2 separate regions of the Homo sapiens genome follow, and region 2 is linked to region 1. A link is a loop called in an ENCODE intact Hi-C map of the cell type or tissue named here. Cell type or tissue: heart left ventricle. All regions are shown on one strand.

The links. Peaks named below come from ENCODE experiments on the same cell type or tissue, not always from the same donor. Only the 100,000 strongest peaks of a DNase experiment are listed, where the experiment ranks them.
Region 2: a loop joins it to region 1, with 6 times the contacts of the local background. A loop is called at or near these places in 1 of 110 quality-filtered maps.

Annotation. Positions count from the first base shown.
Region 1 is chr2:46,563,027-46,568,026 of GRCh38, forward strand. The region is part of intron 2 of RHOQ (ras homolog family member Q); the gene reads left to right. Among named protein-coding and RNA genes, the nearest start is that of RHOQ-AS1, 15 kb to the right of the region's middle. RefSeq lists enhancers at 128-187, 2,165-2,254. In heart left ventricle, a CTCF peak has its summit at 1,886; a DNase peak (open chromatin) is centred at 1,921; H3K27ac peaks cover 2,545 bases.
Region 2 is chr2:47,308,337-47,313,336 of GRCh38, forward strand. All of the region lies in intron 3 of EPCAM-DT (EPCAM divergent transcript), which reads right to left. Among named protein-coding and RNA genes, the nearest start is that of BCYRN1, 24 kb to the right of the region's middle. RefSeq lists enhancers at 1,266-1,455, 2,716-2,785. In heart left ventricle, no CTCF peak of the experiment used is centred here; a DNase peak (open chromatin) is centred at 2,675; H3K27ac peaks cover 2,664 bases.

The sequences.
Region 1 (5,000 bases):
AGTGTTTAAGAGGAGGCTCCATTAGTAGTCCATTTTATAAATAAAAGAAACAGAAAAGGTAAGTAACTTGTGCCCAGGGCCACACAGCTAGGAAGCCTGACTCAGAGACTCAGGAGGTCTGTGTCTGAAACCCCATGATAGACTACCTGGTTGAAACAAAGAGGGGTTGTGTGGGAGAGGGTCCTACACTCGTGGTTAGGAGAATTGCATTCCTGCTTCACTCCTACCCACCTCTCCGTGTGACTCTGGACAGGTGGTGAGCTTCTTTGATCCTATTTCCTCATCAGTGAGGTGGCAGCTGACCTATCTCCTAGGCTGATGGTGAAGAGTCAGTGGGTAGCCTGGGTTGCTGTGAAGGCATGAGCAGGCACTCTTCTGGGCTGTAAAGTTACATAGGCTGTAGTAATGTCATGAGGCTATTTGTTTTGTGATAGGCCGGGAAGAGCCCCCACGGGGAACCGTCTGTAGTATAAAAGGGCCAGAGCTGGTGGGAAGAAGATAAAGGGAAGTAATACAGAATAGGCAGGGGAGGGGAGGGCATCAAACCCGTGCAAGGAGGATAAGCTGTGCTCAGTGGTGATGGATGCATATTGTGAAGAATTGATGTCAACACATCAACTCTTGGCCTCCAGGGACTTCTTGCAGGGTAATTCTGCAAGAATTTTCTGAATTTTCAAAGAAATCTAGGTGAGTGTGCATGTGTGCATACACACGCATGTGTGTCTGGGTACCTGTAAGGCAAGATCATACCTTTGCACACTTGTGGACCTGTGTGTATTTCTTTCCTCTTTTTTTCTCTTTTTCTTAATGGAGACAGGGTCTCCCTATGTTGCCCAGGCTGGTCTCAAACTGGGCTCAAGGGATCCTCCTGCCTTGGCTTCCCAAAGTGCTAGGATTATAGGCGTGGGCCACCACGCCCAGCCCCTGTGTGTATTTTTTTTAAATTGAGGTGAAATTTACACGACATAAATTTAACCATTTTTAAGTATATAATCAGGCTGGATGCAGTAGCTCATGCCTATAATCCTAGCACTTTGGGAGGCCAAGGCAGGAGGATTGCTTGAGCTCAGGAGTTCAAGACCAGCCTAGGCAACACAGTGAGACCCCCATCTCTACAAAAAATAAAAAATTGGCCAGATGTGGTAGCACGTACCTGTAGTCCCAGCTACTTGGAAGACTGAGGCAGGAAGATTGCTTAAGCCCAGGAGTTTGACTCTGTATTGAGCCACGATCGCACCACTGCACACCAGCCTGGGTGACAGAATGAGATCCTGTCTCCTGTCTCTAAAAGAAAAATTAAAAAATAAAGTATACAATCCAGTGGCATTTAGTACATTCACTGTGTTGTACAACCACCAGCTCTGCCAGTTCCAAAACATTTTCATCTCCTCCTCAGAAATTGTGTGTGTTTTTGAAAGGGCCTGTTCTGTGCAAGCATGTCTGTGAGGGCATCCTGATTTCGCCTGCCGGGAAGCCATCCTCGTCCTCAGATGGCAGATTGCACTGTATGCGTTTATTTGGCCAGCAGAGTGGGGCTCAAGTATTCACATTCCACATGGGTTTGTTGGTCATGGCTTAACTCCTCTGTGCACTCTGGCTGCCTCATCTGGACATAGAGGAAGGCAGCACTGCAGCCTTCATCTGAGTGTAGTTACCAGGGTCTTCTCTTTGCTGCTTGGCTGCGTGTTGCCTTTGTCTATTAAAAGGATGTGTGTAAGTATGTATGTCAACTGGGGACTTCAGCCTCTGTAGGCCAAGTGTTGAAAAGGGTGAGAGGGCTGCTCTGGTAGAAGTGTCAGAGCTGGGATGTCTGTACACCTCCCTCTCCATAGCTAGTCCTGGAGATAAGTAAGAGCAGATTCTGGGACTGAGCTGTCGCATACACCCTGGTGGTGATAACAGCAAACACAGCAATGGGCTATGTAGAGGGAGCCCTGAATAATCTCCATGAGCTGCAGAGATAGGGCCAGTGAGTGGCAAATCCTTTTATAGTGTGGAGGAGAGGAGGTGGGGAGCAGCTGCAGGAGAAGGTGGGGAGCAGCTGCAGAAGGAGAAGGTGGAGCAGGAGCTACGTTGGACAAGCCAGTGAATACTTTGCTCTGATTGGACAACCCAGATCATGTGCCCACCAAAAACCAGCGACTTAGTGGGAGGGGCAGGAGTGGGGAATGAAACTCAATGATTGGCTTAATCCAACCAGGGACTCTCTATATAGCTAAGTATGGGGCCAGGGTCCCCAGGGGCATGTGTCTGAGTGTAGAAGGGGTGGTGGGTCCTGCACTGAATCAGAGTTTTCGAAAGAAGGAGGAAGTAGGAGAAGAATGCTGGATAGACAGTCAACTGTATTCTCCATACCTAGATAAGACAAATGTCAAGACAATGCAGAAAAAGTTGTGGTGAAAAGCAGCAGGAACTAAAATGCTTAAAGCATCACTCAGTCTGAGGCTCTCCTATTAAGAGCTCACATTCAGGGAGGTGGGTTGGACCCATTGGTGTGCCACAGAAAAATGGCCCTGCTCACAGGAGGCAATTTGACATCTGGCCGAAAGTGACATCAGCAGCCTGAGAAATTAACCTGTTACTGGAGAGAATTCAGGTATTTGATCCACTTTCTCAAGCTTTGTAGCTGGTGAAGGAGGTGCAGCTAGCACTGTGCAAGCTACCTGCACAATGACTGCAGCTGACTTTTCTCACTTCACCTTCCCATGAGCTACCGTCATTGATTCAGCGGGAATGTAATAAGCTGCGACCATGAGCCAGGCCTTGAGCAATAGTCCCCTGCCCTCAGGGAGTCCTGATGCAGAAGGGGAAGATGCAGATCAGAAGAGGCAATCGTATTACAGTATAAACAAACAGGATGACAGGAGAAGCTTGTGGTGCCACAGAAGTGTGGAGCATGGCAATGCTTAAGCTGAACTGGGGGTTCAGAGAAGATCTGCTGGATGAAGTGATTTCCAGACTCAAGCCTGGAAGATGAGTAGGAGCTCCCAGGTGAAGAAATACGGAGAGAGAGAAGAAACAGGGAAACTCACTGGGCAGGTGACTGCTTTAGTGTGTGTATTTGTGTTAGGGGTTGATCCTGAGAACTTTCAGGTTTCTGGCTTGTGCACCCTGATTGAGTGGTGATATCTTCTAGTGAGATGGTGAATACAGGAGGAGTTGCAGTTTTGATTGGGAAGAAATGAATTTAGTTCAGAAATGTTGAATTTGAGATGCTTCTGGTTCAGCTAAAAGGAGGTACATAGTAATAAGCTAGTTCTGGAACTCAGAGGCAGAGACCTCCTCTGACCACCTGCTTGACATCTCAAGCTTAACACGTCCCAAACTGTCCTCTTGAGTTCTCTCCCTATGGTGCTTCTCTACCCTACCCTCAGTTTTCTTCATCCCTCTAAAAGATGCCATATCATCTAGATATATCCAGAATATATCTAGAATCCACCATTTCTCTAGCTGTCAACTGCTGTCCCTTAGTCTAAGCTTCCATCTTCTCTCAGCTGAATTACTATAATAACCTCTCCCCTTATAAGCCTGACTGCCTAATTCATTCTTCTCAAAGTAGCCTGGATTATCGTTTTCAAATTTTGTGACTTTTTTGCGGGGGTCGGGGGCTCACCTTTTAATGACTTTCCATTGCAGGTGGGCCCTGCAGAGGGGTCCAAGCTGACTCCCTCTCCAGCCCCACCTGTCACCTGGCCTTTCCCTGTGGTCTTCAGTATGTCAGGGCTTTTCTGCCTTGGGACGTTTGCATACATTGTCTTGTTGTCTGTCTCCTTAAGCGGTCCCTCAGGTCTCAGGTTGAACATCACCCCTGCAGAGAGGTCTTTCTTGCCTGCGCAGACTGAAACTCATCTTCCTGGTTATTCTCTCTCCCAGAACCTGGCTCTTTTCCTTCATAGCACCTGTCCCAATTTGCATTTATAGTCATTTTTGTCCCAATTTGTTCAATGCCTGATTTGATACCTCAATTTTATCAGACCCATCTCCCATTTTTATAACAAATACTTCCTTTTTACTTATCCTCAAATGAAATCTATAGATAATATAACCTCCCTATACATGTAATTTTAAATCAGTATAACATCCTGGCAGTGATATAAAGGAGAAATAAAAAGGAAAGTAATTCATCATAAAACTATTTATTTCAGTGTTAAATTCCTAAACTCCCAAGGCTGACTACTCCAGAAATCATAATGAAGTAATCAGGCCTGCACCTATTAGGTAAAATGACCACGAATGCAACAGTTACAAATATTGGCTAACATAGTTATTTTTTATTAGTGACTCAGATACTAACAGCAATGTAGCCAGTGGCATGTGGTTTTCTGTGATGGTAAGTAAATCCTGTGATGTTTGTTTTTTCTTTTTCTTCTTTTTTTTTTTTCTTTGAGACAGGGTGTCGTTCTGTCACCCAGGCTGGAGTGCAGTGGCATGATCTCAGCTCACTGCAGCCTCAATCTCCCAGGCTCAAGTGATCTTCCCACCTCAGCCTGCCAAGTAGCTGGGACTATAGGCACACACCATCACACCTGGCTCATTTTTTATTTTTGTAGAGATCGTGTTTTGCCATGTTGCCCACACTGGTCTTGAACTCCTGGACTCAAGCAATCCACCTGTCTCAGCCTCGCAGAGTGCTGTGATTACAGGCATAAGCCACTGCACCCAGCCTCCTGTGATGTTTCAAACAAAATAAAGTTCAATCTTTCTCCTTCAATGTGGACTGAAATTACCTTCCTAGAAAATTCATTAAAGTCTGAGGGCCGTGGCTCATGCCTATAATCCCAACATTTTAGGGGGCTGAGGCAGGATAATTGCTTGAGCCCAGGAGTTCGATACTAGCCCAGGCAACAGAGCAAGACCCCTGTCTCTACAAAAAAAAAATAAAATAAAAAAATTTCTGACTAGCTGGGCATGGTGGCATATGCCCGTAGTATCAACTACTCGGGAGGCTGAGGTGGAGGCTAGAGCCCAGGAGGTCAAGGCTGTAGCAATCTGTGATCATG
Region 2 (5,000 bases), 750 kb after region 1:
AATCCTGAAAAGCACAGGAAGAAAATAAAATAATCCATAATTACGAAATTGAGATAATCTTTTAAAACAGCTTGATATATTTCCTTCGTGTACAAGGTGTTTTTCAGAGGCCTGTGGATCCCAGCCCCTCCACCAGCTCCTGACTCATGAGCTTCTCCCGGAAGCTTCTCCCTTTACTCTCATGGGCAAAGACTTCCTCCCTCAATCCCTCAAAGTGACCCCACAAGGACATAAGGCTATACCCTGCCACCTTCTCTTTTTTTTTTTTTTTTTTTTTTTTTGAGATGGAGTCTCGCTCTGTCACCCAGGCTGGAGTGCAATGGCACGATCTCGGCTCACTGCAACCTCCGCCTCCCGGGTTCAAGCGATTCTCCTGCCTCAGCCTCCTGAGTAGCTGAGATTACAGGCACATGCCACCATGCCGAGCTAATTTTTGTGTTTTTAGTAGAGACGGTGTTTCACCATCTTGGCCGGGCTGGTCTCGAACTCGTGACCTCATGATCCACCCACCTCGGCCTCCCAAAGTGCTGGGATTACAGGTGTGAGCCACCATGCCCGGCTTATCCTGCCACCTTCTAGCCTCAACTGAAAGTCAGAATTCTGGAGCCAAATTTTGGAGACATGTGGAGAACTGATACACAACAATTGTTACACTCTTTCCTCACTAAACTTTTTAAATTTTTTTTTTCATTTTTTATTTTTGGAGACCGTGTCTTGCTGTCACTCAGGTTGGAGTGCAGTGGCACGATCACAGCTCACTGCAGTCTTGACCTTCCAGGCTTAGGTGATCCTCCCACCTCAGCCTGCCGAGTAGCTGGGACTACAGGTGTGCACCAGCACGCCCAGTTAGTTTTTGTATTTTTAGTAGAGACGGGGTTTCACCATGTTGGCCAGGCTGGTCTCAAACTCCTGACCTCAGGTGATCCACCCAGATGATCCACCCGCCTCAGCCTCCCAAAGTGCTGGGATTACAGGCATGAGCCACTGTGCCCAGCTGATTACTCTTGTCTCCTGCTAAATCACAGACGTTTGGGGAGTTCCTTCAGGACCCCAATAAACTTGTCTGTGGAGGCCTGGGGAGTCTCTTCAGACCCCCAATAAAATTTGTTTAATCCTAAATGGATCCTGTTAAGAATTCCTCCATTATTTTGTCACGCTTTAAGGCCCAGGAAAGGCCTAGGCAAAACTCTTGGTGGGCTTTTGTTACATTCCAGTCTTTGTATAAGGGCACTGGCCCTTTCAGCTTTTAATATTTAACTTAACTACTCAGTCAGTACTTTCACAGTTGTTATGGAAGCCTGAGGATCTTGCCACTGCGCTCTAGCCTGGGTGACAGAATGAGACCCAGTCTAAAAAAAAGAAAAAAGAAAGAAAAGAATGTCCTGTATTCACACAACCACCACAGAACTGGACCTTCTTGAACAGTGCAGCATGGCTCATTCCTTCATTCTTTGATATCCCAACCCCTGCTCAGCATCTGCAGCATGGGGCACAGAGCAGGCACACCCTCCAATGCTGCTCTGTTCACTAGACGGCAGCTTTCTCCTCAGCCCTCAGTGTTCGGCTTGTGCACAGAAAACGTGAATCTAGATAATAAGAGCAAAGAACATCTCCACGGGACATAAGTAAACCACCACACCCCACCCACCTCTATCAACCTTATCTGCTTACTTGGAGCTCTGATCTCTAACAGGCAATTAATCCTCCCTTGTGGAACTCAAAAGTCACCTACCCATTCCCCAGGGAGCTGGGTGATAAGAAAGCGCAAAGTTTAGGATTACTCTTTGATAAGAGTCTTGCTTAAACAAGATCACATACAAAAGCCTGTCTGATCCCCACACCCTTCTCCCCTGGCTCCCCTCTCTCCTTTCTTCCTCTCTTGCTTGTAAGATTGCAAGATTGTGCAAGCCAACCCACAGACTTGGGCTCTGAAAGGCCTAATGCAAATTGCTTTTAGACACACACATTTCTTTCCCAGCCCTCTGTATTAGTCCACTCCCCACCCAGCAGGCCTCACCCTTACCCCCTACCTGGGAGTTGACGCTTGGGGCTCCCCTGGGAGCTGATTGCCCTGGTCTGCTCCTGGCCACTTCCCATTGGTGCTTGCTCATTTACATTTTAAAATTAGAGCAGAGTTCAACACTGTGGTTGGCTTTAGTGGCTCTATGAATTGTCCTACCCTGGTGAGAAAAATGCAGACAATATAGCCACCTGGGAAAACTTTGCTCCTAAAATAGCGCAGCCCCCACAGCATTCTGGCAACAGGTTGCTCTGTGGTGAGTCTCTGGCTCTGGGCTGATAGAAACACCCGGGGATGTAAATAGCAATGAGAAAAGGCCACTTGTACCACGATGACGTTTCGTGTTGGCGGGTTCTACCCCCACCCCAACCCCACCTAAGTTCTCTATTTTTGTTTTGCTTAAACTTCAGCTCACAGCATAAACACCCAGGGTTGAGGCTCCATTCTGCCCTAGAGCTGTGAGTGCAGGGTGAGGGGTTGTGGTGTCCTGTTCCTCCTACCATGTCCCAGCCCCTCTGTTTCAGTCTCAGCACTGTCCTCCCAGACCCTCCCTTCTGAAGGTCAGTTCCCTCTGCTGCAAAGTGGGAATAACAGCATTCGTTGGGAGGGTTGAATGAGTTGACAAAACCCATGCCTGGCACAGTGCCCGCCTGTGGCAGGCTGCAGTGTCTCAGGCCATGATTAAGACAGGGTTGTGGCAGTGATGCAGGTGCACACAGTGGTGAAGAAGCAGACGGTGGGGACCCTCTTGGCAGTCCCCGACCACACAGATGCATGGCAGGACCAGGAGGTGGGGGGCCTCAGGCTGAAACGGCCATCTCCCCAACTCCTCCTTGTTTGTCGGATTCCAGGCCAGCGCCTGGCAGCCCTTCGGCACAGAACTTCTTGTACATTCCACAGCAAGTGAAAGGGCTTTTGTCCCCACACAGGAAGAACAAATGACAAAGGCAATTGTGTGTCTCCCCACGGGCCCACACAGCAAGCTTGGGAAGAGAAAATTCTTTCCCCAAGAGTCCAGCTTTGCTGGAGCGGTTGCAGTCACAGATCAGTCAAACTGTGGCACAGCTCTGGAAGAGTGTGGCATCTGAGCTCCCACATGTGTGGCAGGGTGCTCATCGCACGCCCAGCACACACACATGTGCACAAACTCCAACACATTGCTCCTGCCCAGACTAGCTGGGCAGTGCGTCACAGATGCTCTAGCTGCAGGGGCTCAGGAGGGCATCACACCCACCCCCTTCAGGAGGTTATGGCTTTATTATTCCCTGATATGGTTTGGCTGTGTCCCTACCCAAATCTCATCTTGAATTGTAGCTTCCATAATTCCCACGTGTTGTGGGAGGGACCCGGTGGGAGATAATTGAATCATGGGGGCAGTTTCCCCCATATTGCTCTCATGGTAGTGAATAAGTCTCATGAGATCTGATGGTTTTATAAGGGGAAACCGTTTTCGCTTGGCTCTCATTCCCTCTTGCCTGCTGCCATGTAAGACGTGCCTTTGCTCCTCGCCTTCCTCCATGATTGTGAGGCCTCCAGCCATGTGGAACTATGAGTCTATTAAACTTCTTTTTTTTATAAATTACCCAGTATGGGCATGTCTTTATTAGCAGCATGAGAACAGACTAATACATTCCCCTTCCCAGGTGGGCCACAAAGGCCCAGAGGGTCCTACAACTCGCCATGGGTCTCACCGTGCTTGTCCTTTTCAGGCCTCATGGCCCACACTGTGAAGAATGTTAGGCACTATCAGAGAAAGATCTGTTTTCAAGAAGTCTATCCTGAAGGCCCTTCAAACACATAGTCATTGAGGGCCTATGAGAGGGTGGAGACTCCAGACTACCCACAGGAGATAAATTATACTGAAGAAATCATTCTCACTGGGACAGGATAGATCTCTCCTTTTACCATTTTTTTTCCATCCTTATTTTTCGTATTCTCTTGTAATTATCATAATAGGAAGCTGAGGGTTTGGAAGATTTTAAAATTTGTTAAAGGAAAAAACTTTTCTTATCAAATGAAATTATTATGCATCACTTTATTGGACCCCATGAATGGAATGGAATAACCCAACCCATTTCTGCTGCAGACTTGGCTGCCAGAGCCCTTGGTTGCTGAGTTTAGTGATCAGTCACAGTAACCAGTTCGTCCCAGGTACATCTGGTGCTCCTAATAGATGTCTGGCCTGGCATCTGCTTTTATGTTTTGTGTCTTGTTGTATCTTGAACTTAAATTTCATAAGTGATCTTTGTGCTGTGCAAAAAACTTTCATTGGCCTAACAGAGTTGGGAAATCTAGATGTTATTCCCAGTTCTGCCTGACTGACCAGTTCCACCTTGAGCAAGACATTCCCTCTATCTGGGCCTCTATTTCCTCATTTTGAAACCTATCTGTGTCTCCCAGACTTTCCTGTAACAGAATAACCTTGAGTGTTTGTTAAATATACAAAGTCACAGGCCCCTTCCCTAAATCAGGGGTGGGGACAGGGAGCTGGAATCTGTATCTTTAAACCTAGCATCCTGGTGGATTCTAATCATCTGGCAAGTTCAAAACATGAACACCAGATGGTTACCAAAGTACCATTCTATGCTATGATCTATAATTTATACAAATAATCTCTTAGAAGAAAGGAGATGAAGTTTGGTACAGATTTTGAAATCACGTGTCTTGTTCTTTACTGAATGTAGTTTATCATGATCCTCAGTTTTCATTTATAAACACACACAAGGGGGAACATTTTGTATATTCCTTTGCAAGGTGAAAAACCCAACCCAGGTGCTTGTTCCTCCTGTGGCTTTCCACTGGATTTTTACCAGGGTTGGGCCCCCGACTCCTACCCGTGGAGGCTGTGCTTCCTAGGAAGCTCGATGCATGTTTCCCCAGACACCTGCATGACTCATTCCATCACCGCCCTCTCTTGGGTGTTGACTCAAACGTCAGCTTATCAGTGAGGACTTCCATGGGGCTAATATCACAGCTCCCT